2 separate regions of the Homo sapiens genome follow, and region 1 is linked to region 2. A link is an interaction called in ENCODE POLR2A ChIA-PET data of the cell type or tissue named here. Cell type or tissue: MCF 10A. All regions are shown on one strand. Each heading gives the region's core, and the rest is flanking DNA. Links, peaks and the distances in the headings are about the cores only. Region 1 overlaps JAM3 (junctional adhesion molecule 3). Region 2 holds the start of LINC02731 (long intergenic non-protein coding RNA 2731).

Evidence for each region. Peaks named below come from ENCODE experiments on the same cell type or tissue, not always from the same donor. Only the 100,000 strongest peaks of a DNase experiment are listed, where the experiment ranks them.
Region 1: POLR2A ChIA-PET joins it to region 2 with 13 read pairs; 4 of 35 experiments call an interaction of 5 or more read pairs at or near these places.

What each region holds. Positions count from the first base shown.
Region 1 is chr11:134,113,613-134,125,432 of GRCh38, forward strand. All of the region lies in intron 1 of JAM3 (junctional adhesion molecule 3), which reads left to right. It also overlaps the pseudogene PTP4A2P2. Among named protein-coding and RNA genes, the nearest start is that of SNORD153, 32 kb to the right of the region's middle. RefSeq lists enhancers at 10,927-11,465, 11,466-11,820. In MCF 10A, for the core only: no CTCF peak of the experiment used is centred there; a DNase peak (open chromatin) is centred at 6,719.
Region 2 is chr11:134,027,430-134,039,249 of GRCh38, forward strand. It overlaps LINC02731 (long intergenic non-protein coding RNA 2731), which reads left to right and starts at 4,843. Exons shown (of 3, transcript NR_027276.1): 1 at 4,843-5,431; 2 at 10,083-10,212. LINC02730 (long intergenic non-protein coding RNA 2730) reads left to right here. Exons shown (of 2, transcript NR_186708.1): 2 at 254-973. RefSeq lists enhancers at 1-85, 3,707-4,206, 4,907-5,634, 5,635-6,362, 9,429-10,400 and silencers at 9,545-9,754, 9,835-10,124. In MCF 10A, for the core only: no CTCF peak of the experiment used is centred there; DNase peaks (open chromatin) are centred at 6,742, 7,302, 7,622 and 7,872.

The DNA of each region.
Region 1 (11,820 bases), core at 2,102-10,101, 86 kb after region 2:
TCCAAGTCTTTGCTATTGTGAATAGTGCCGCAATAAACATCCGTGTGCATGTGTCTTTATAGCAGCATGATTTATAATCCTTTGGGTATATACCCAGTAATGGGATGGCTGGGTCAAAAGGTATTTCTAGTTCTAGATCCCTGAGGAATCGCCACACTGTCTTCCACAACGGTTGAACTAGTTTACAGTCCCACCAACAGTGTAAAAGTGTTCCTGTTTCTCCACATCCTCTCCAGCACCTGTTGTTTCCTGACTTTTTAATGATCGCAATTCTAACTGGTGTGAGATGGTATCTCATTGTGGTTTTGATGTGCATTTGTCTGATGGCCAGTGATGATGAGCATTTCTTCATGTGTCTTTTGGCTGCATAAATGTCTTCTTTTCAGAAGTGTCTGTTCATATCCTTTGCCCACTTGTTGATGGGTTTGTTTGTTTTTTTCTTGTAAATTTGTTTGAGTTCATTGTAGATTCTGGATATTAGCCCTTTGTCAGATGAGTAGGTTGCAAAAATTTTCTCCCATTCTGTAGGTTGCCTGTTCACTGTGATGGTAGTTTCTTTTGCTGTGCAGAAGCTCTTTAGTTTTAATTAGATCCCATTTGTCAATTTTGGCTTTTGTTGCTATTGCTTTTGATGTTTTAGACATGAAGTCCTTGCCCATGCCTATGTCCTGAATGGTTTTCTTCTAGGGTTTTTATGGTTTTAGGTCTAACATTTAAGTCTTTAATCCATCTTGAATTAATTTTTGTATAAGGTGTGAGGAACGGATCCAGTTTCAGCTTTCTACATATGGCTAGCCAGTTTTCCCAGCACCATTTATTAAATAGGGAATCCTTTCCCCATTTCTTGTTTTTGTCAGGTTTGTCAAAGATCAGATGGTTGTAGATGTGTGGTATTATTTCTGAGGGCTCTGTTGTGTTCCATTGGTCTCTATCTCTCTTTTGGTACCAGGACCAAGCTAAAACACTTTTTAATTTCCCTTTTGATTCTTCTTTGACTTACAGATTATTGAGAAATGTGTTAGTTTCCAAACATTAGGATTTTTCAGATGCCTTTCTGTACTGATCTCTATTTTAATTTCACTGTGGTCAGAAAACAAACTTTGTATGACTTGAATCTTTTAAAACGTATTGTGATTTGTTTTATGGCTCGGAATATGGTCTACCTTGGTAAATGTCCCATTTGCACTTGTCAAAAATATGTATTCTGCTGTCTTTGGGTTAGGTGTTCTATAAATGTGAAGTAGGTCAAGTTAGTCGATAGAATTTTTAAAAATCAGCATTCTTACTGATTTTCTGTCCACTTGTTCTGCTATTGAGAGTAGTGTTGAAATCTCGAACAAAGAATCCTATGGATTTGTTTATTTCTCCTTGCAGTTCTTTTCAGTTTTTGCATAATATATTTTGAAGCTCTGTTACTAGGTACATACATGTTTAGAATTTTTATGTTCTTTTGATGAATTGACCTCTTTATCGATTTTTAAATTTATTGTTATGAAATGACTTCCTTTATCATTATGAACTAACCTTTTTTATCCCTGGTAATATTCTTTGCTCTGAAATATACTTTGATACTAATATAGCCACTCCACTTTTCTTTTGGCTAGTGTTAACTTAGTATATCTTTTTTCATCCTTTTATTTTGAAGCTTTGTATCTTTATATTTAAAGTTGCCTTGCTTTTTTAGGAGAAAATCTAATCTAACAATATATGCCATTTAATTGGGATGTTTAGACTATTTACATTGCGTTTACTGATATAGTTAGGTTTAAGTCTTTTCTCTTGCATTTGTTTTCCTTTGTTTCATCTGTTCTTTGTTCTTTTGTTCTTTTTATGCCTTCTTTTCTATTGGGTAACTTTGTTTGGTCTTTTTTGTTGGTTTATTAGCTATAACTTATGACCTTGATATATTTAAAGAGTAGTGGTTAGGTGTTTTGCAGAAAGTCTTCAATTTGAGTTTATCTGATGTTTTCTCATGATTAGACTTGGTTTATAGATTGGGGGAGGGGGTCAGGTGCTGTGCGGCTAATGCCTGTAATCCCAGCACTTTTGGAGAATGAGGTGGGAAGATTACTTGAGCCCAGGAGTTTGAGACCAGCCTGGGTAACATGTGAGATCCTGTCTCTTAAAAAAAAAAATTAGCAAGGCATAGTGGCACACACCTGTAGTCCCAGCTACTCAGAAAGCCAAGGTGGGAAGATGGTTTGAGTCCAGGAGTTTGAGGCTGCAGTAAGCCATGATTGCGCCACTACACTCAAGCCTGGGTGACAGAATGAGACCATGTCTCAAAATAAATAAATAAAAAATTGGAGGAGGGGATAGATACCATAAAAGTGCAGTGCCCTTCTCATCATATCAAAGGGTATATAATATCATCATGACATGTTGCTGGTATTGCTACCCTGATCACTAGGTTTAGGTGGTGTCTACAAGGTTTCTCCACTGTAAAGTTAGTATGTTTCTTTTTCCCTTTCTATTTTTTAGGAGTTCAGCCCACACTCAAGGAGATGGAAATTAAGCTTCACTTCCTGGAGGGAGGAGAATCAGATAATTTGTGGATGTATGCTAAAATTACCATAATAATTAATAAATATTTCGGTGGATAAGATGTTATGAGGCTATTCAAGTATTCTGATAAAGTTTTTTCATGAATATTGGCAGTCATTAGTGGATGTTCCCTATAGCAGTTATTACTATGGTGTTCTAATGATTATTTCCTATTTCCCTTATTCTTTCTACATTTGTTCATTGTAATTCTCCTGTAAAGAAAATTTGGCCTCTGTCTCTCATTTATTTGCTTATTCATCATTTATGCATATTAGTGTGGATTTATGGGTATTGTATTCTTTGTATTATAATCCAATAGTATCATAATTTTTTTTCTTAAAATCTTCCAGCTTTGGCCACTGGAAGCTCTTTCAGGTGGCTGGGATTTTTTGTCGTTGTTTGTTTTTTAGCACTTTCTTGCTCTCTGACACTACAGGGTGCTCCAGGCTTATCTTGTATTTTCCCTGTCCTAGAATCAGCCATTTTTCAGGGAGCCCTGATTCTTTTTACTAGAGAATGGTATATGGGAAACTAGACCTGGGTACTAGAAATGCTTTTGGTTATCAGGTGTCACTGCTTCTAGGCTCTCGGTGAACAGGGCTAGGAGATACATGTATTTATATCCACGTATACACACATATCTATACTATTTCTCTATTTGTATCTATGTTAAAATAAACATTAGTTTATAGTGGTATGTCTGACTCAAATTCAGCACTACAGGGTTAATTCTAGCATTTTCCCCTTGCATATTCATTCTTTGATGTGAGAAACTTGGCTGTCATTACCTACAACGTATTTATAGTTATTTGTTTAACCAAGACAAGGATATCTGCTCACACCATTTCTACTCAACACCATATTGGAGGTTCTAGCCAATACAACCAGGCATGAAAAAGAAACTTAAAAAAAAAACAATCCACGGCCAGGCACAGTGGCTCATGCCTGTAATCCCAGCACTTTGGGAGGCTGAGGTGGGTGGATCATCTGAGGTCAGGAGTTTGAGACCAGCCTGGCTGAGATGGTGAAACCCTGTCTCTACTAAAAGTACAAAAAATAAAATAAAATAAAATAACCGGGGATGGTGGTGGGCACCTGTAATCCCAGCTACTCAGGAGGCTGAGGCAGAAGAATTGCTTGAACCCGGGAGGCGGAGGTTGCACTGAGCTGAGATCACACCATTGCACTCCAGCCTGGGCGACAAGAGCAAAAAACTCCATCTCAAAAAAAGAAAAACAATCCAAATTGGCGGGGAAGAAGTAAAGCTGTCTTGATGTCTTCCCTTATTAGAGAGAAATATTTGGTAGTTTGCAGTCTGTTCTACCTCAGGAGAGACTGCAGTAAAACTGATGTGAACATCTCAGAATTCAACTGTTTTGTAAATACCACCACCCCTTCCACTTTCCTTCAGCATCCCAGTTACCACTGGAATATTTTATAGCATATTTATTTTTCCTTTAACATGTTAAACCTAAAGCCCAGGTTTTGCAGCTTGAATATGTTTCCTCTTGTTGATATGACAGTGGGATATGACAGTGGAGTGAAACAAAGCAAACGAATAACTGGTCCCTGTCTTCCATGCAATGGTCTTTGATAGGTGAGATTCCCTTATATTTTCAAGTTCGGTTCCTGAAGTAGCTCATCCATTCAGATTCTGAAGAAGGGTGATCACTCCTGCACTGTCTTCAAGATAACAGTGAAGGCTAGTTCCATGTACCTCCGAAGGGTACTGTGAGCCCTAAAGAGGCTATACTGGATGGGGGTTAATGCAGAATGTCTGCAGTTGGAATGCAGGTGTAACTTTGAATTATTTTTTTGTAGCATATGAGAGCACACATTCCTCTCTTGGAATTCTGATACCAGAATCTGTAATCACATGCAAATAGTGTTTATGGGACTGGGCTCACACAGAAAGTAGCTTCATGCCAAGGTCTTATGCTCAGGGCAAATATTAGGGATAATGTATTTCCAAATGAGTTATTTTACTGAACAAGAATATGCCTTGACACATGTTCTGTGTTTAGTCATACACATTTGTCATGCCTCAGTACCTCTAAGATGGGTCTCATGGCAACAGGCAGGAGGATTTTATGTGTTCATCTGTGCTTTAGAGCCAAGAATATTTTATAATTGGTCTGACTGGTCTGCAGTTAGAAAAAGTAACAGTGCCAGGCTCATGCAAAGATGGTGACCCTCCCTCCACCCATCATTTTTATATTTCCATTATTTCAGTGTAGAACTGAGCCCATGGTGAGTCAAGCCAAGTGCTGTACAGTTCCATCTCCTTTGCACAGGTTCTCCCTGAGTTACTGAAAACACTGGGAAGTCATTGCACCACTACAATGGAAGTGGTGCTGTCCTTCAGGCTATTCTCACTTCCTCCTCTCTGTCCTCTCTTTGTCTCTGGCCTCCCCCTGCCTGTCTCCCACCAACCCCAACCTTGTCTGCTCTGCTGCCTTCACCCTGCCTTTACTCTTCCTCCTCTCTCCCTGCCACCACTCCTTCTTTGATATTTTATCCACGTTTTTACTTGGTGGTTTGATGGTGAAAGTGTATATAAGACCCAGCCATTCCCTTTCTCTTTTGTCTTTCCTCATAGCTTCGATTAACATGGCAATAATTTCCTCCCCATGATAATCCTGGACTTTCCACTTATGCTTTAAAAGCCTTTCAATTGGAGATGAGAGCGGGGTTGGTTAACGGTCTTTCCAGGTTAGCCGTTTCTTCGAACACTTCTATTTAAGGTGGCTGCTAGGTGGAGTTTTACTCTGGTGTTATCTGACTGGATTAATCAGATTTGTGCTCAAGAAATCTTTTTTTTTTTTTTTTGATACAGAGTCTTGCTTTTGTTGCTCAGGCTGGAATGCAGTGGCATGATCTCAACTCACTGCAGCCTTTACCTCCTGGGTTCAAGCAAGCACATCGGCTAATTTTTGTATTTTTTTTTTTAGTAGAGACAGAGTTCCGCCATGTTGGCCAGGCTGGTCTCAAACTCCTGATCTCAAGTGATCTGCCCTCCTCAGTCTCCCAAAGTGCTGGGATCACAGGCATGAGTCAGCACGACTGGCAAGAAGTCTTTGGTGGTTTGGGTTTGGAAATGATAGAATCAAATAGAAAGAAAAGATTGTACACTCAAAGAAATAGCACCTGCTTTGAGGTCTTCCTGCTGGCTTAACCCTGGGGTGTTACATGGTACTGCTCTGACTCAGCTTTTAGGATCGCCACTGGAAGAGCTTTTCATATAATGTCTATACAGTGAAATGACTTAAGATTTTTCTTTTAAGAAGTGCCATTGCCAGAGTATTAGTGTTTAGGATTCTCCAGAGAAACAGAACTATTAGGAGATAGAGAGATAGAGATGTATTATAAGGAATTGACTCACACGATTAAGAAAGCTGGTGAGTTCAGAATCTGCAGTATGGGCTAGCAGGCTGGAGACCCAGGAGAGTCGACGATGCCAGTGAAGTCTGCAGGGCAGTCTGCTGGAGGAGTTTCCTCTTGGAGAGGAGGCCAGTCTTTGTGTTTTATTTAAATGATCAGGTGAGGCCCGCCCTCATTATGGAGGGCAGTCTGCTTTACTGAAAGTTCACAAATTTAAATGTTAATCTCATCTTAAAAACCCTCCAAGTTGACACATAAAATTAACCCTCACAGCTAGGTTTATTTGGAATTCCATGATACTTGGTTGGGTCTTTTTGTACTTTCATTTTCAATGGTCTGTTTTGTATATAACCATTTAGTTAAGCCAGGTCACAAAATATAACCAGGACTTCAGCTGGCTGTGCTCTTGTCAGAACCCATATTTGATCGATTTACTATATACTTTGCTGTGTGTATGGGTGAGTGGGTCTGTAAAATGCTGATATGTGTTCTTTATCCACCCCCACCTCCCACCCCCCATTTTCTCTTAAATTCCTTAAAAAATTGGTGAAGGAACTAAGACATTGCTGCAAAGATGCTATTTTATGGGATATATTCTTCTCTAGGGTAGACTCTGCGAAGCAGCTGTACAGCAGCGGTCTGCTGTGAAGGGTAAACATGTAGCCTTTCTCCACTAGAAAGCCTGCGCTGCCGTTGTATGTTTAGGCTTGAGCCTCAGCGGCTAGTGCAGCCTCGCAGTAATGCATGCTGACGTGAGTCCTGGTCAAGGAAAAATGTCTTTTGAGCAAGAGACAAACTGGACAGAATGCCAGCAAGCTAAATATAACTCCTTAGAGAGCCAGACATGCATAAACTAGTTCTTAGTGAGCAACACATCAGATTCAGAGTGGAAACATTTTCTAAAAGAACTTCTTTTCCTTCTTGGCTTACTGTAATGAGTATAAACCCAAATTAATTTAATTTTTCGTGGAAAGCTAAGACAACCATTGATTTTTCTCTCAGCATCTCTGCAGTTAAATGTTAGTAGCCATTGTTAATGTTGGAAGCCTCCCGTCTCCCAGTGCCCCAGCATTCTGTTCATGAGTCAACAAGTCTGCTCTGCTATTCCGATGAGTTTCACTACCACAAGGAAAGAGGACGGGGAGTTTGCACATTCAAACCTTGACGAATCTGGGAGTTCAGTTTTTCATGGACCCTCACTCTGCTTCAGGATGCTCACGCCATTATGTGAAAACTCTTAGCAAAATCCATCAAAATGAGCCAGGCTCTATGGAATCAGGAAATTTGTGGGCTGAGACTAACATTACCTCAATATCTGTTATGGCTTAAATGTATTGTTTTAATAATATTTTATGTTAGTTCTTTTTGCCTGAAGCTGTAGAAGCATTTTATAGCCAGTAACTCTTCAGAATAGTACAGGAAAGCAGGCGTCATCCTCATGCTCAACAATAGAGCTGTGTTTCTGTGCACCAACCGCAGATGCTGGGTCTGGCCCCCACAGAAGGAGTGCCTCAGTAGGGCATCCCAAATGGGGCTGTGCATAGCGTCACTCCAGAGGCTGGGGACAGTGCAGATCCAGACCTTTCCCAGCCTGTTGAGTTAGAACTGGGGGACTGTGCTCCAGGGCGTGAGGAGGTGGGTTGGGAAATGGTATTTTAAACAAGCGAAGTGATTGTCATATAACTTGTCTGGCATCAGATCCGCAGACTCTGGCAGAGTTTCCGGAAGGTCTCTCAAAACTGAAATAAGAAACTGCAGTTGTTGTCCACAGCTGCTAAAATTGTTCCAAATTAGGAAAGGGAAGGGGAAACAGAACACAGTAGTTCCAGAGAAGAATCTGAGGAGCCGTGTGAGCTAGGAAGGCCATTGTGAGCAGAAGCGAGTCAGTATTTCCTCATTTCCTCTCCTGCCTTATCATTCCCATCTGCCAGCTCCCTCCTTTTTTTTTTTGAGCATGTAAAACATGTTTTGTTGTTCTTTAAAAGGGTTCAGGGTTTGGTTTTAAATCAGGCTGCACACCTTTCAAATCATTCTGACATCTCTCTATGTCAAACTGGCTTCAGCTAGCAATACTTCATTAAATCCAAAAGAAAAAGATTCCTTTAATTTTAAGGAAAAAAATCCAGTTTTGAGAACAATTAACATTAGTCTTTAATTTAAAAGAAAATGAGGGCTAATGTTTCATGTTGCTTTATACATCCTTCTCCTCAATACAGAACCAGGAATGTAATTTTCCTAACTTGGGCAGGCACTGATACTGATGGACACTGCGTGCATGTGTGCGCACACACACACACACACACACACACACACACCCTCCTCCCAAACAAAATTCAGAGTGTGTCAAAGGGAAAAGGTTTGTCATGGTATTGATCAAAACACTTGGAGTCAACACTGTCTACCTTAGCTTAGCACGTGTGCTGTTTTGATCTTGAGTCTATATTAATGGAATCTGTTGTTGTGTTTTGAAATGGAGAATTTTGGATATACCATTATTTTTTTACTTTTAAGTCCCAGAAACAATTTCAGAAAGCATTATTTTGTTTTGTTTTCTGGGATGGGAGAAGAGAGAATCTACAGATTTGTATTTAGTTAAAAATCAAAACTCCAGCAATAGGAAATAGGCAGTTCACATAGCCGGCCAACATTTGAGGTATCATCAGTGTGAGACAAGGTCCCGGTCTGTTCCTACTGGCCTAGCTGACGCTAACAAAATGGGAGGCTTATGGCTCTGCACAGCAAATTCCAGCAAGATAAGATGACTTTAAGCCTGTATTCAGAGCCTTAGAAGCAGGGCACTACTGAGAATGTAATATTTAGAGGTAAAAATAGTGCAAGAGCCCCTGATGGTACCCCTCTACCTGCTTTGTCCATGCAGCCTGATCGTAACTGCCTTCCACAAAGGATCAGAAAAACACCTCTTCTGGATCAGTCCACTAAACCCAGCCAAGAATCTGCAGAAATGCTGCTACACCGCTTCACCAGCAACACAGTCCCTGCGCTACTCACTGCGTTGCCCAACGTTGCTTTTCTACCCTGTTATGGCCTGTGGACACATACTCACTAGGCATCATCGCTGGTTTTAAACCAGGGATATTTTTTAATCTCAAAAGAACCTAGTAATAACAAGGCAATCAATGGTTAAACTGAACTTTACATATAGGGGGCAGTTTGGAAAACACCACAAGCATTTCTCAAGTCGAAAATATGTGAATTCGCTGCTATTTCTTTGACCGTTTCTGAACATTCACAGTACAAGTCCTAAAATAAAAATTTTAAGCTACCAGCATTCTCTGATACTAGACAGAAAATCAGAGTAACGCTACAGCCCACAATTGTACAGGGTGTAGAAAGTAGGCCCACTGCCTGGACATCTTTGTTGATGGCCTGGAGTCCTCCCTTTTAGAAGACAAGTTTCTGGGATATCCACTTAGTTTCACTGGTTAGGGAAGAGAAGAATTCAACTCTCAGCTAACTTCTTTGAGAAGAGACTCCTCTTAAAATGCCATTTCCCCACTAATTTATCAAAATAAAACAAAAGGCTCTTGGCTACTTTGTCTAGTATTAGATAGGGTTTTGAGGAAAAGAAGCTAACATGAACACCCTTTCATCAGTAAAGACTAAAAACCACCTGGATCATATAATATATCTATATGTCACTGCTTTTATTTATTTAGTTATTTGTTTGTTTATTTATTTAAAAGTGCCCAGGTGGGCTTAAGGCTGCCAGACTGCACGTACATCTACGGCAACAAGGGCTTCTATTCCATCTACAACTTGCATCAGGGGAAAAAGGGACATGTAGGAGAGGAAGGAAAAAAGGAGAAAAATACACCACCACCCCCCCCCCCCCAAAAAAGGGAAAAAGATCCCACCACAGGGAGATCTATGTGCCAAGCATAATGAAGAGTGTGCTCCCCAGACAGATGGTTCTGCACAGGCTAATGTTCTGCTGGTTTTCCTTAGAGACCTATTTTGAAAAAGTTTAAAAAGACAGATTTCAAAATAATTCAATCCTGGCAGAAATTCAAACTCCAAAACTAGGAGCAAAATCATCCTTCACTGAATTAATTCCTTTTCTCTTTCTCTTTTCTTAAACATTTTATTCATTTTATAGAGAGATTTCTTTTTTGTTTGCTTTTGTTCCAATCATGAGGAGAGTGGTTGAGGAGTAGTGAATCCATCACTACTTTGATGACACAGGTAAGATTCCAGATTCACATTTCCAGGTACCAAGGGTTCCCTCTAAATGCCACAATCAAGTGAGCCTTCATTTACATTTCTTTCTACTGAACACAGCAGTGCCCGTTGGTATCTCTGAAGCGTAATCACATCTTAGGTCAGTATTTCTCCAAGTAAAGCAGCTGTTTGGAATTGAAGGCCCCCCTTCTTTTTTGTGTTATAAACTGAACTGCATCTTCGTACTTCATTCCATATTCAATCAAAGCAAGTGCAACCAGCACAGGTGCCCTTCCCAATCCCGCAACACAAGGCACTGCAACACAGCCACCTGGCTCTTCACAGAATTTGGTTTATAACAGGTTTAACCAATCATCTACTATCTGATTAGGGGGTGGAGCTCCATCATCAAATGGCCAATCTAGAAGGTGGATTCCTTCTTTTTCAACTGGAGCTTTATCATACGTAGCATCACAAACTCGAACCAAAGTCATCACTCCATACTTCTTAAGTTCCTCTGGGAACTCGTTGAGAGTAGCACTGGTAGGGTTGTGAGTTACAAGAAAACGCATGTTCTCACAGGAAATCTCCACAGGGGCTGGACGGTTCATTATGGCAAATGAAAAATGTGAGTGTGCGTGTGAGTGTGATGGGAAAAGTGAAAGAAATCAATAAATCAAAATGTTTCACAGCAGAAAACATTAAAAAGACCACTAAAATGCCTATTATCAATCAGTGTTTTCTCTATTCAACTTGTTTATTCCTTATGAAGCTTCTGTCTTCAAGATAAGCAAAGTATTTAGAATCCACTTGAATCCAAATTCAACTTGGGCCTCAATTTCTGCAGATGGATACCTTCGGACTCCAAAAAAATCCAACTACATAAGCAGCCTTTACTACATTTAGGCACTAGTGAGGCAAGTTAAAAGTGTAGGTCGCTTTCCACTTGTTTCCTTGATGCCTAATTTTACTGGAGTCATTAAAAGAAATATGCTTGCAATTAAAAAAAAAAGCCAGCTATTTCTGAGGCCGGTCGGTGTGTCCAGGAGTGTTCAAGGCAGTGTTAATTATGGCACATAGAACCTCTAAGCTTGTCAGCGAAAACGCTGTGCTGAGCCCGGCAGAAGTCTGCCCTCACACTCAGAATCGCCGTAAATGTGCAACGTATATTCCAACGAAAAACGCTGGCGAGCGGGGACCGGGCATTGAAGTCCGGCGGTGGCAGGAGCGAGGAGGCGCCCCTCTCCTCAGTTACCTCTGCGGCAGCGGCGACGACACCCCCCAGCCTCAGCGCGCGACACCCGCCCGGTGGCGGCGGCGCGTCTCCACGAGTCTGTCTTGCTGCTGCTCCTGCAGCCGCCGCTGCCCTGTGGTGTCGCCTCCCGAGGTGCACGGCCGCCGCCACTGCTGCTCCAGCCGCTCCCGGACGGACAACGGCTACAGCCCGGCCGATCGTGCCGCCGCCACCGCCGCTGCACGGGCAGCCAAAAGCAGCTCCCGCCCCCTCTTCTCTCTCTCAACTTAGTTCCACATCTTCCCTGGAAGGAAGAGATGGCTGTGTTGAAGATGACGGTGCCAGCTGCACATCATGTCAGAGGCTTTTTTTAGGTCGCTTCCCTTGCAGACTCATCCAAGATAGGGTTTTACTCAAACAATGGGATCTCCTTTTAGGCTTCAAGGTCTGATTCATGTTTTCCTTTTCGTACAGATCCTCTT
Region 2 (11,820 bases), core at 2,539-10,538:
GGGCCTAATTTAAACAAAGCTAAAAGACAGATGAAGTCAGAGGTGAATGAAGCAGTTAAGGTCTTGCCTTCAGCTCAAGACCACCCATCTGGTTGTAGGTACTGTTTAGCACTATTGCCATCTGAAAGGACTGTCCTTGGAAGCACTGTCCGTGGGACCATTTATTGAGTGGAGATTAAACATTGTACCTATCTCAACGTCATCTTCAAAGTGAGATTAAGTACCTGAGTGAAGTATTGTCCTCTTTTCACAGATGAGGAAATGGAGGCTTCAAGGTCAAACCCCTTGCCCAGAGACATGCAGCAGAAAGTGATGAAGCTGAGATTTGAACTTGCACCTGTCTGCCTGCAAATCCCATCTCTTCCTGCTGTGCCAGAGACAGCAGAAGGGCCCACGGCTGTGTAGATGTGGCCTATTAGCCTCTCAAGTCTAGAGCAAGCCCCTCAGTGTGGGGCCCCTCCCTAGCCGCACTTCCTGCCACACCTGTCCTTCAAGCAGCCGCCTTTCTTTAGAACCCCACGTCTACTGTGGTGATCACTCTGCATAGCTGCTTTAGAAACATATGAAGATAACAGAAGGATCTCATCTGCAACCCAGAGCTCTCTGTGCCTGGTGGTGACTCCCAAGAAGCTCCCATAAGGAAGAGGTCCCTCAAAGAACACACTGAACACAGTGGACCCTCTGCTGCCAAAACAGGCAGGGAAGCATCTCCTGGAGCCTGCTTGGTCAGCTCTGCTCTCAGAAGCTTGGAGGGCAAACGGGGGTGACTGGACCCAGCTGGAATAATGGAAAGAATGGGAACTAGCACTTAGAAGCACCTACTGTGTTCCAGAAATTCTGGTGCATTTATCTGTGTAGCCTTCAAAATAGCTCTGTTGGGTTGATAGTATTTTTGCCCCATGTTATGGTATAAGAAACTGAGTTCAGAGAGGTTAGGTAACTTGAATCAGGCCATAAAGCACTTAAGCCCAAACTTAACTGGCTCCAACATCTCCATCATTTCTATTCTATCCTCCGACCTCCCCGACACTGTCTGCTCCTTAGGGTCTGTGAAAGTCAGGAATCCCCAACTCAGTCTCTTAGCTGGCTGTCCAAGTAGTCCACCTTCCTCCTCAGGGCTCCCTCACCCACACAGCAGATGGGCATCTTTCATCCTGCAGCTAATTTTATTTCTCTTTTCCCATTCTTCTCACCCTCTTGGCTCAGTCCAAGCAGGAGAGCAGGAGTCAGAGCCAGAAGCCAGAACAAGGCTCTCAGCCCATCTCTTTCTCCAAGGGGCAGGCAGGAAAGGAGACAGTGGGATTCCCATCAATGCTGAGTGCCAAGGAGGGGTCATCAGGAAAGCCTGCAGATGGGGTCTCGGTCCCAGGCCTGGCCCCATTGCAGGGTGAACCCTCTCCAAACTTTCCTCTCTGATCTCCAATTCCCCAGGAGAAGCTCTGACATCCACAGCCCTTGCCAGGATCATGGGGAAGGTGGGGTTGGGGAAGCACACACCCCAAGAGGCTATTATCATTCTGTGGGATGGGCTCTCTGTCTCCGTCTGACTTTTCCTCTCCAGGCCAGAAGTAGACCTCAGGCTCAGCCTGGTTTGGGTGCTATGTCCCTCTTTGAGACCAATTCTTGGGAGGTAGTTTGCAGTCATTGGAAGGGCTCAGGATTAGGAGTCAGAAGACTTATGTTCTGTTCCCATTTCTGCCACCAAAAAGCAAGGTGGGTTGGAATAAGACAGTTTGCCTTTTTGGGCCTCAGTTTCCTCTTCTGTAGTAATTGGGCCAACTAGTCCACTCAGATTCTCTAAATTGCTTCTCTGAGCTCTGGAACTTCCTTATATGTATTCCATACCTCCCTGCCCCTACTGACATGCCTTCCAACCCCAACAGCCCAATGTTTCTATCCTATCCAGACCCTGCCAAAATAGAAAGAGTACAAGGCAGTTGGTTTGTTGGTGTTATGACTTCTTTTCTTTTCAGGCAAGAAGTCAGATTTAAATTGTGCCTCAATCAGCACCGAAGCTGGAATGCTCAAGTCTCCTACACAATGGCTTACATAAAAACAGCTCACCTCTCATTTCTCTCTCTCTTTGTTCTGCTCTTTTCCAATCACTCGGTCAAGTAATATCTATTAAGTGGATATGTCTGCAAGGCACTGCGCAGAAATGTAATCCAAAATGACAAGGTCCTTGTCCAAGAGGAACTTAACAATTCCACAAGGATCCAGCACAGATGGGAGCTTTAAAGACAGCCCACTGCCCTCATGCAGGGGGGGAAGATAAAGGATTTTTTTAATGCCTTTTAATGTTTTAAAGTTTCTTTTACCTACTTCAGTTGTTAATTTTATAGTGACATCATGTTTTTGGTGTCTGTCTTTGAGTGTTAAGCCTGTCTTCTGTCTCCTCATCCAGGGAGGAAGTCAAGCTGCTCCAGACATCAGCACTCCACTTCACAAACTCACCACCCATGCTCTCTCCTGTGGGGACCTCAGCTTTGCACCTGGATGTGCCAACCTGGCTCCTGCATTTCCATACCCCAACACAAGAGTCTCAATGCAAGGGTTGTAACATGCCAGCAGTGTCTGTACAAGCAAACGATGGCACTCGTAGCATATGGAGGGCGTGGGGCAGTGGAGCTGTGCCTTCCCCTCTCCTGAGGCCCCTGGGCTTCGAGCAGTCTTCACGCTCCTGAGTTCTTTCTCAGAATTCCCTCCTAAACCTCTTAGCGAGTAAATGCTGCTTGCCATATCCTCTCTTCCTTTAGTCTTGACGCCTAAATACTCCACATCTGCTCCATAAATAATAACTTCTCTAGAGCTCTTTATAATTTACGAAGGGCTTGCACCTGTAGTTTCTCATTTAATCTTCTCAACCATCCTGCGGGACAGGGTTATTATTGCTCCTTCTTTACAGATAAGAACCTGAAGCTCAGGGAGATTTAGTGAGGGGCCCAAAGCCTCACAGCTGGACCCAGCTGAACTAAGCTGGACTTAACCGAGCTCTTTCGGCTTCTATATGAAATTAGAGGGAGAAACTGCTTCTCCCCACTGAGTTCTCTCCTCCCCTAACGTGTCACATCCCCTGCACCTGGTGTTCTGGGAAGCTCACATCTCAAGCTCTCTCCTGGACTCCTTATACTGCACAGAGCCCAGAGCTCCAGACACAACAAGAGGGGGTTCCACAGAAGAAGGGGAATAAAAGAGATAAAAGAGAGCCAAGGGCACCTGCTGCTCACTCCCGACCTGGGGACCAGGCAAAGTGGCCCAGGCCAACGTTAGAGTCCTCTGTGGTGGGGTCAAGGGTTTAAAACACATAGTGTGGTTTCAAGGGTTTCTTAGGGTTGATTTTTTTTTTCCTAGACAAATACAAAGAAAAATGAAGAAAAAATTAGGACAATGTCCCAGGAGCCTCAAGTAAAAACTAGGAAGCAGCTGGTGGTGGAGGAAAAGCCACGCCAGGGAGATAGAAATGGAGTCTCCAGGCCGGCTGAGGCGTGTGTTTAATGGAGGCCGGCTGTGCAGGTAGAGGACGGAAGTGTCGGGAGCCCTCCCTGCAGAAGAGGTGTGTCGACCCCACAGCTGCCAACGTGTCCCAGAATGAGGCCCCTCGTGAGTCTGCAAGGGCTGGAAAGCAAGCCTGCCCCAGGTATGCGTGGGGCGGGGGCTGAGCCTCCAGCGCCCCCAGTGTTCATAAGGAAGAGGTGCGTGGGAGCTCCCTGGGGGCTCAGGCCAGGGTCAGGAGCTGTGGAGAACTGCGACCACCCTGCTCCTGGCTACCTCGAGCCCACGCTGGCTCATTTGGCAGTGAGAAGACAAATGCCAGGTGGGGCTTAGGAGGAGGACGGTGGGGAGCATAGAGAGGTCGGTGGATGAGAAAGACGGGAGGGGACTGGGGCAGAGGAAAGGGCTGGGCCCCCAGGATGAAGGGGAAAGGCAGGCAGGTGATCTGCAGGTGGGAAGGAGAGAGAAGATGGGAGCAGAGAAGAAACCATGAGGCCAGATAACAGGGCAGAGAAAGGAGACGGAGAAGCCACAGGGGCTCGGGGAGTGACGTGACATGTGGGTCACCTGTGAGGGCAAGCACCCCAGTCCTCTCTTCCTAAAGGCTGGTGGAAACAGGGGGTAGAAGGTGCCGGATGCCTGCCACTCATGCCCTCTCCTGCCTTCCCCCGTCTCCCTCATCTCTGTACCCTCCCCTGGGGGCTGAGCCCAGGTTCTGCTCTGCTTCTGAGTCCTCTTGTCCCTCAGTTGCCACTTTCTGCGTTTTTCCAGACTCTTTCTGTCCATTCACCTGCCACAGACAAGGGCTAAAAATTCAGAAGCCAAGTTTCTGATGCCAGCTCTGTTCCTCAAATGCTGGGCCGCACTGGTGGAGTGCCCTCTAGTCTGAACTCCACAGCTGCTTCATTGATACCCCTCCCACGGAGTTGTAAGGGGATAATAGAGCGGATGAAAACGGACTGTAAAAGCACCAAAGGATGAAGACACTTTGGATCCTACGTTTATTTCCAGGACTGAAGCCCTCGGGTTTCTTTAAGAGGAGACGTCCTTGTGCTCGTCCTTGTCCTCGTCCTCCTGTGCACCATGGCTTTTGCTGTGGGCCTGACACACCTTGGGGCTGCCTTGTTTCAGGTCAGAAGAGGAGAACTTGTAGAGTGAGCCATGCTTGGGTGGAAGGTAGGTGGGCTCACCAACATCCTCTACACAATTAGTACAGACTGTGATCTGAGGTGGCGTCCTAGAGCTAGAGGCTAAGAAGTCTCATGCCTGAAGCAGATCTAGGCATTTAACACGCAGAATAAGCTAGGTGGGTTTTCAAGGAGCTGCTGAATATGCATGAGAGGCAGCAAGAGAGAGAGCAGGAGAATGAACATGGGGGAGACGCAGAGAAGCACACAGAGGCATGACTGATAAGGGCAGAGGAGGAAAGAAGGTCTCGGAGACCAGGGCATGAATGTGGTTGCACAGAGACGGGGAGAAGGATGGGGAGAAATGAGGAACAGGAAGAAGATTCCGAGAGAAATAAAGAGGCCGAGAGGAGCTGAGCCAGGCAGCCGGTGGAGCAGGCAGATGGAACAACAGAGACAAAGAACAGAGCCACAGAGTGGGCACACAGCAAGGCCTGGCAGCCAAGCCCTGTGGGTTTGGTGGGAGCAGATGCTTGTATGGGAGCAGCAGCTGATGGCCCCCAGCACGTGCATCCTTGTTGACTCCAGGCCCAGCACAGCCTCCTCGGCAGCCGGCCTTAGCCTGGAGGAGCAACCCTGGTCCAGAGAGGCAGACGAATGGCAGCCCTGCCCCGTGGGGGCTCCGGTTCTTCTCCTCCATCCTCCTCCAGGCTCCGCCCACCTGCTCCGTCTGCCTCCCAGGGCCTCGTGAATCCCAGGGAAGCCATGAGCTGCCACATCACGCCCGGAAGGAAGCGGGCTGCGTTGGAGGGGTGAGTGTGAACCGCTGCAGTGTGCTTAGCTCTTCCTCGGGTGGGAGCATGTGCAGGGGTGTGCACGCTGTGGGAGGGGCGAGAGGGGGAGAAACGTCTGGGCTGCACGGGAACTAGCGCCAAGAGGCTGGGACGAGGCGGGGTGGGGACAGATCCCCGGCAGCACTGCTGGCACAGCTGCCACGCCCAGAGCCCTCTCCACCCCTGGCTGCCTGGATGTGAGCATCTGCAGCTCCTTGCCGCCACCCAAGCCACCAGACTGCCATAACCTCTGAGCGGAAAGGATCTGAGTGGACCCTGGTTTTTGGGTCAGAGGAGCCTTGGGGCTTCCTTGACCTCATTCTCTCCAGCTGCTACCCACAGGCCATTTTCCCATCACTCTACAATAGTCTGGTGTGAGTGGTGCCCCCACCCCAAGAAGCTCAGAAGGGCCAGGGAGAGGGAGGTTTCCACCAGGACCTAGCCTTCGCCCCAGTCCAAAGGCAACTCCCACACTGCCCTCCACACCCCCTCAAGCCCCTCCACAAAGGACATCGTCAGAACACTACAGGGACACCCCGACATCAGGCTCCCCACTGTGCCTGGGGCAGTCCTCGCTGGTCCCACACCCAAGGTCAGGGGTGCCTGCCAGTGGCCCAAAGTGCACAAGAGGCAAGCCCTGGGAGGGAAGAGGGTAGAGGGGAAGCGGGTGGGGAGGACAGTGTCGATTGCAGGCGCAATCCGAGCAAAAGACGGGCACCACAGGAGCCAGATGGGCCAAGAAGAAACAGAAGTTCAGTAGGAAGAGACAGATAAACAGCAGACACCAAGCAAGCAGCCAAGCATATGCTTTGCAAGCAGGCAACACAAGCACCCAGTAGGGTTTGGGGGCTGGGGAGGGTACATGAGCCCACAGGGAGGGGGACATTAGGTTTGCTGTGGGCTGACTCTGCCTGGTTAGAATCAGTGATCTAATCCTCTCCACGGAGCCTCAGAAACATGGAGCTGCAGCCGGTGCTGGCAAGGAAAAGCAGCGTTTGGCAGGGTGGAAGGAAAGAGTGCTTATGCTGGTGCCCGAGAGATTGGTCTCTGGTAGAAGAAACATAGCCCCAGACTTGGAAGCCCGAATAGCCACGTGCTGTCTCCAAGACTCAGAGCAGAGACCCCTAAAGCTGAACCGGATTCACAAGAGGAGCAGAGGACCGCCTCCCGCAAACCCGGGAAGTCCTTGAGCCCTGCAGGTGCCGGCTTTCCCTGCTAATGAAGCCCATCTAGGCTGGAGCCCTCAGTCTGGGTGATGTCATCCTTTTGAGCTTCAGGCAGGCAAGGGGTGGAGCCAGGCTAGAGCTTTGCAGAGTTTGCACGCTCCACCCCTGACTGCTCTGACTTCTGGGCCCTGTCTACCCAGCTCCCTCTTGGCCACGGCTTCCTGGCCAGCCCTGCTGGAAACCGGGAGCTGCTGCAGAGCTGGAGGAGGGAGGGGGTCACCCAGATCACCTCTGCAGAGAGCAGGGCCTGGCCGGGGATGGGCTTCACAGAGGCCCTCTTCCACCCATCCATGCTTGTTCCTACGTTCACTTCAGGGAGCCCTGAGGTTTTGCGGGAACCCAGGGTCCTGGGACCCCAGCCTCAGCCTCTCCCCTCCACCTAGCATGTCCAGAAATGCTCATCTGCAGTACCAAGTACCAGGTGTCCCAGTGGAATTTCTTCTCTGAATACCACTCCGGGGAGGAATAAAACTGAGGGAGATAAGCACCACCCTGGGTTTGTTCGTGCTGAGCTAAAGGAATAAAGGCTCTGCACTGAATTGGAGCCTGTTCTAAGCCCCAAGGCCAGCCAGCCCTCCTGCAGAATGGTGCCTTCACCTCTCACATGCTCCTGCTGGACATAAGCCAGCGCTGTGCCAACTGCTGGCCTCCCTCTGATGCTGGCATTGGCCCCAGCTTCCTGCCTCCCCTCCTTCAGGGCTACCCTAACCCCTACCAGCCACCATGGCTTGAAGCATTGAGGTCTCTGGACTAGATAAAAATGTGGTCTTCCTCTGCCCATCATAGATGTGTAGGTGCTACTGGGGGTTTCCTCTGACAGCCCTATGCCTACCCAGGGTAACACAGGTGCAGGAAGCAGCCCCGGCTGGTCGGGGAAACTCACCACACCACAGGGCCTCTTGTTTGGACTCAGCTGCTTGGCACAGCCCCAGTGCCCAGGAGCAGAGAGGAGCTTTCCCAGGTGCAAGCCCTCAGAAAAGCCTGGGAGCCAAGCCTCTGTGTGCCCACGTGCCCAGGGCAGATGCCCCGCTCAGTGCCAAGGCCCTCTTAGCCCTCCCCAAGCCGTCGGCTCTGTAGCCATATGTCTGGGACAGACAAAAGTGAGGATGAGGGTGACACAGGCGGAGGAAAGGAGCGGGTGAGATTTCTACTGCGATTCATGAAGCCCTGGGCTAGGGCCTCAGCAAGACCGACCGGCACAGGCCTGATTCACAGCAGGAAAATGCTGCCCCGACTTTGCCAGCTCTTGACACACCCTGATAGCCTATAGCATCATGCATATTACACTTTGCAGTCTGCTTTCTTAGATGTTGAATTGTATTCCCACAACATTGCCATAATGGAGATAAGGCAGATAGTATTTTAATCCATTTTATGGATGAGGAAACTGAGGTAGGATTTGAACATCTATTTCTGGAAGGCCTCACAAGGCATGTGAAGGTATACAAAAATAAATGAGCAAAATAGCGTGTTATGAAGCCCAGGCTCCCAGAGGCCTGGTATCACCATCCTTCCCTACATCACACAGTTTCCCATGCTCAACTCAGAATGAAGAGACACTGCGATAGCTAGGAGCAGAGGCTCTCCCCCACGGACAGCTGCTTGAGGAAGGAGTGAGGAAAAGAGAGCAGGCAATTGAGTGATGAAGTGGACTGTCGCCTGGCCTGTGTGCCTGGGACCTGGGCATGGCCCGCATATGCAGACGGCGTGAAGGCTGTTGTTTCTGTGTGCACATGTGTACATGTCATGTAGGATGTGTATTCTGTTTTTAGGCCTGTACATACGTAGATCCATTGTGTGTGCTAGGAAAGGGCATTTCATATGTTCCAGCTAACTGTATCCAGTAACATGTATGGATGGCAAATGCGCGGACCCGAAGGATAGAAAAGGAAGACGAGGATGGTTATGTGGAAACGTGAGCAGGGTCTGTACATGTTTGCTGGATGACTGTAAGAGAAGAATTATACACACGGATTCAAGAATCCGCCTGTGAGGCCGGGCTCGGTGGCTCATGCCTGTAACCCCAGCACTTTGGGAAGCCAAGGCGGGCGGGTCACTTGAGGTCAGGAGTTTGAGACCAGCCGGCCAACGTGGCAAACCTCCATCTCTACTAAAAATACAAAAATTAGCCAGGTGTGGTGGCGCGCGCCTGTAATCCCAGTTACTCTAGAGGCTGAGGGAGGAGAATCTCTTGAACCCAGGAGGCGGAGGTTGCAGTGAGCTGAGATGGCGCCATTGCACTCCAGCCTGGGCGACAAGAGCGAAACTCCGTCTCAAAAAAAAAAAAAAGTGCACGTGAGCATAAGCTTGTGGGTGTGGGTGCACAAGCGTGGACTGTGTATAGCGATGGCTAAGTGTGTAAAGAGCTTGAGTACCAGCTGTAGAAGGGCATTTCCTGGGGGGGTCCCTGCTGAGACGCCAACTCAGGTGCTTCTGTGCCCTTCTTGCAGTGGGGTCCTTACAGGGCCGTCCCACGAGCCTGCTCAGAGCCAGGCAGCCCCGGCCAAGCCCGTGCCACAGTGCAGCAGCTCCTTCACCATCCACGCTCCTCCCAATTCCGCAGAGGACCCGAAACCTCAGTCCCGAGCAGATCAATTGCCGCTGATAACATTTAAATTCTGGCCTGGAGGTGCCGAGGCGGCCCTGGGAAAGAGGAAGGGAAAGGTGGCACGGATTTCAAGGGAGGGACTCGGAGTTAACAGATCTGATCCTTCCGAGCCTGCAGTCTCTAGCCGCGCGCCCCCGCCCCCACCCCCACCGCCAAGCCGAAAACCCAATCCTGGGCCCACCCATTTGCGTGGATGCCACAGCTCGGCCGGAAGGCTTCAGCGTGGGAGGGGGTGGGGGTGACACCAGGGCTGCCCCTTGAGAGCGACACCGGCCTGAACCCCGTCCTCCCCGCGCCCCCCAGCCCCGCCTCGCTGCAGACGGTTCGCCTTGTCCACTCTTCTCGACTCTTCTCGACTCTTCTCCACTCTTCTCGACTCTTCTCCACTCTTCTCGACTCTTCTCCACTCTCCCAACCAGAGGGCCCGGGAGGGGAGCGGGAGGAGGGGCGGTGCAGGGGCGGGTCTCCTCCGAGCAGGGCGGCCCTCAGCACCCCTTCCCGGACGTGCGCCCGGCACGCCCACACTCTCGCACGGAAAAGCCCCACTTCTCCTCAGCGTCTGGGTGCTGGGCCGTGCTGGGCCCTCCCCCGTGGAACTGGGATTTATGAAGCCGTAACCGGCCAGCGCCGCGGCAACCTCCGCTTCATCCTGGAGCCAGGCCGGCCTCCTGCGCCGCGGAGGGGAGGGCGGTGGGCGGGAGCTGGGCGGAGGCGTGGGGCCGGCGGAAGGCGGCGGGGAGCTCTTCCCGGGAAAGGCCAGCACCTGAGGCTGCACTTTCTCCCCGTTTCCCCTCAGGAAAAGACGCACCAGCAGCCTAGAATTCGAGGCACTGCAGAGCCGGAAGGGGCCTCGGCGCTGCTCCCTCCGCCCCCTCATTTCACAAACCGGAAACTGAGACCCAAAGCAAGGAAGGGACTTGGCCAAGGTCAGAGCTCACCTGGGACCACACGAAGATGATAACTTGCTAGGAGTTTTGCAAATGGGTTTGTCTACAGTTTGGTAGAATTAAAACATTGTTTTTAGTTCAGATTTGCAACAGTGGCCGGCTCCCTCTAATCCACAGTGGTGGAGCACTGTGATTGACATTCAGCTGCAAAGCTCTTGCTGGGAAACGCGGTGGCCGAGCCGTCAGCACAGGCGGCAGCTGCCTCCCACACTTAAGACAGGACTTCTAAAGCCACAGTCCCTCAAACGGCAGGCAGGTTTGTGAATGTTTCCGTGTTCTGAACATTTTTCTGCAAAAGGGTTCACAGCTTTAATTGATTTACAAAGAGACGTACACCATGGAAGAGATTGAGAATCATTTCCTTAAAGCAACAAGAATCTAGGCTGGGGAGAAATCAGATTTTAGGAACGAGCTGCTAGGCACCGTAGCAGCATTCAGAGACATGAAAGCATTGGATTGTTTCCTAGATTTAAGAGCATATATTTTGCAACATGAAAGGGCTTCTATGCTCTAGAATGTAAGTTCCTCAAGGATAGGGGTCTAGTCTATCTCTTCACCTAAGGTATCCTTAGATCCTGGATCAGTGCCTGCGCGTAATCACAGGTGCGAACACACATGTGATTAATTTGTTAGTCTGCACAGCACTTCCCTTTCCATGCCCACTCCTGCCTGGTCTCCAGCAGTCGTCAGAATTGCCATCGTTAAGGAAACCCTGATGCAAGAATTGCAAGAATGACTCTGTTTGTTTGTTTGTTTGTTTGTTTGTTTATTAAGACGGAGTCTCGCTCTGTCGCCCAGGCTGGAATGCAGTGGCGCGATCTCGGCTCACTGCAAACTCCACCTACCGGGTTCACGCCATTCTCCTGCCTCAGCCTCCCGAGTAGCTGGGACTACAGGCGCCCGCCTGCGCGCCCGGCTAATTTTTTGTATTTTTAGTAGAGACGGGGTTTCACCGTGTTAGCCAGGATGGTCTCGATCTCCTGACCTCGTGATCTGCCCGCCTCGGCCTCCCAAAGTGCTGGGGTTACAGGCGTGAGCCACCGCGCCCGGCCAAGAATGACTTTGTAAATCAGTGTTGACATTCAGGACCTTTTTCATTTCGTGTTAAAGACTGATCACCCTGGGAAAATCAAGGCAGTCCAGCCAAACCCCAACTCCCAATCAAATGCAGTTTGTATCGAACCCCACGACTGCCCAGCACCTTTGGGAAGCCCATTGCTTTCTATGCAGACGCAGAGCTCCCAGAAAGCACAGGTGGATGTGCTCAGCTTGCCTTGTGACGTGAATGCCTGAAAACAGAACAGGACTAAAAATTCACTGTCTCAGAGCCTGCAGCTTGGGAGTCTGAGTTCTCAGGGACAAGAAGAGAAGAGTTCCCAGTGTGGCAAGGACCAGGCGGACCAGCCTTAGGCCGGGCTCTGGTTCCTCCCCTCTCTGTGGATTCCCTTTGATCCTCCCCTCCTGCCCCACTTTGCAGCCTCCACAGCTTAGCTGCTAAATCACTGGGGATTAAGACGCTAGGGGCCGGAGGGGAGGGCAACTCGTCCTGGGACAGAAAGGGCTCCTTTCCTGGGAGGGGTGAGAGGA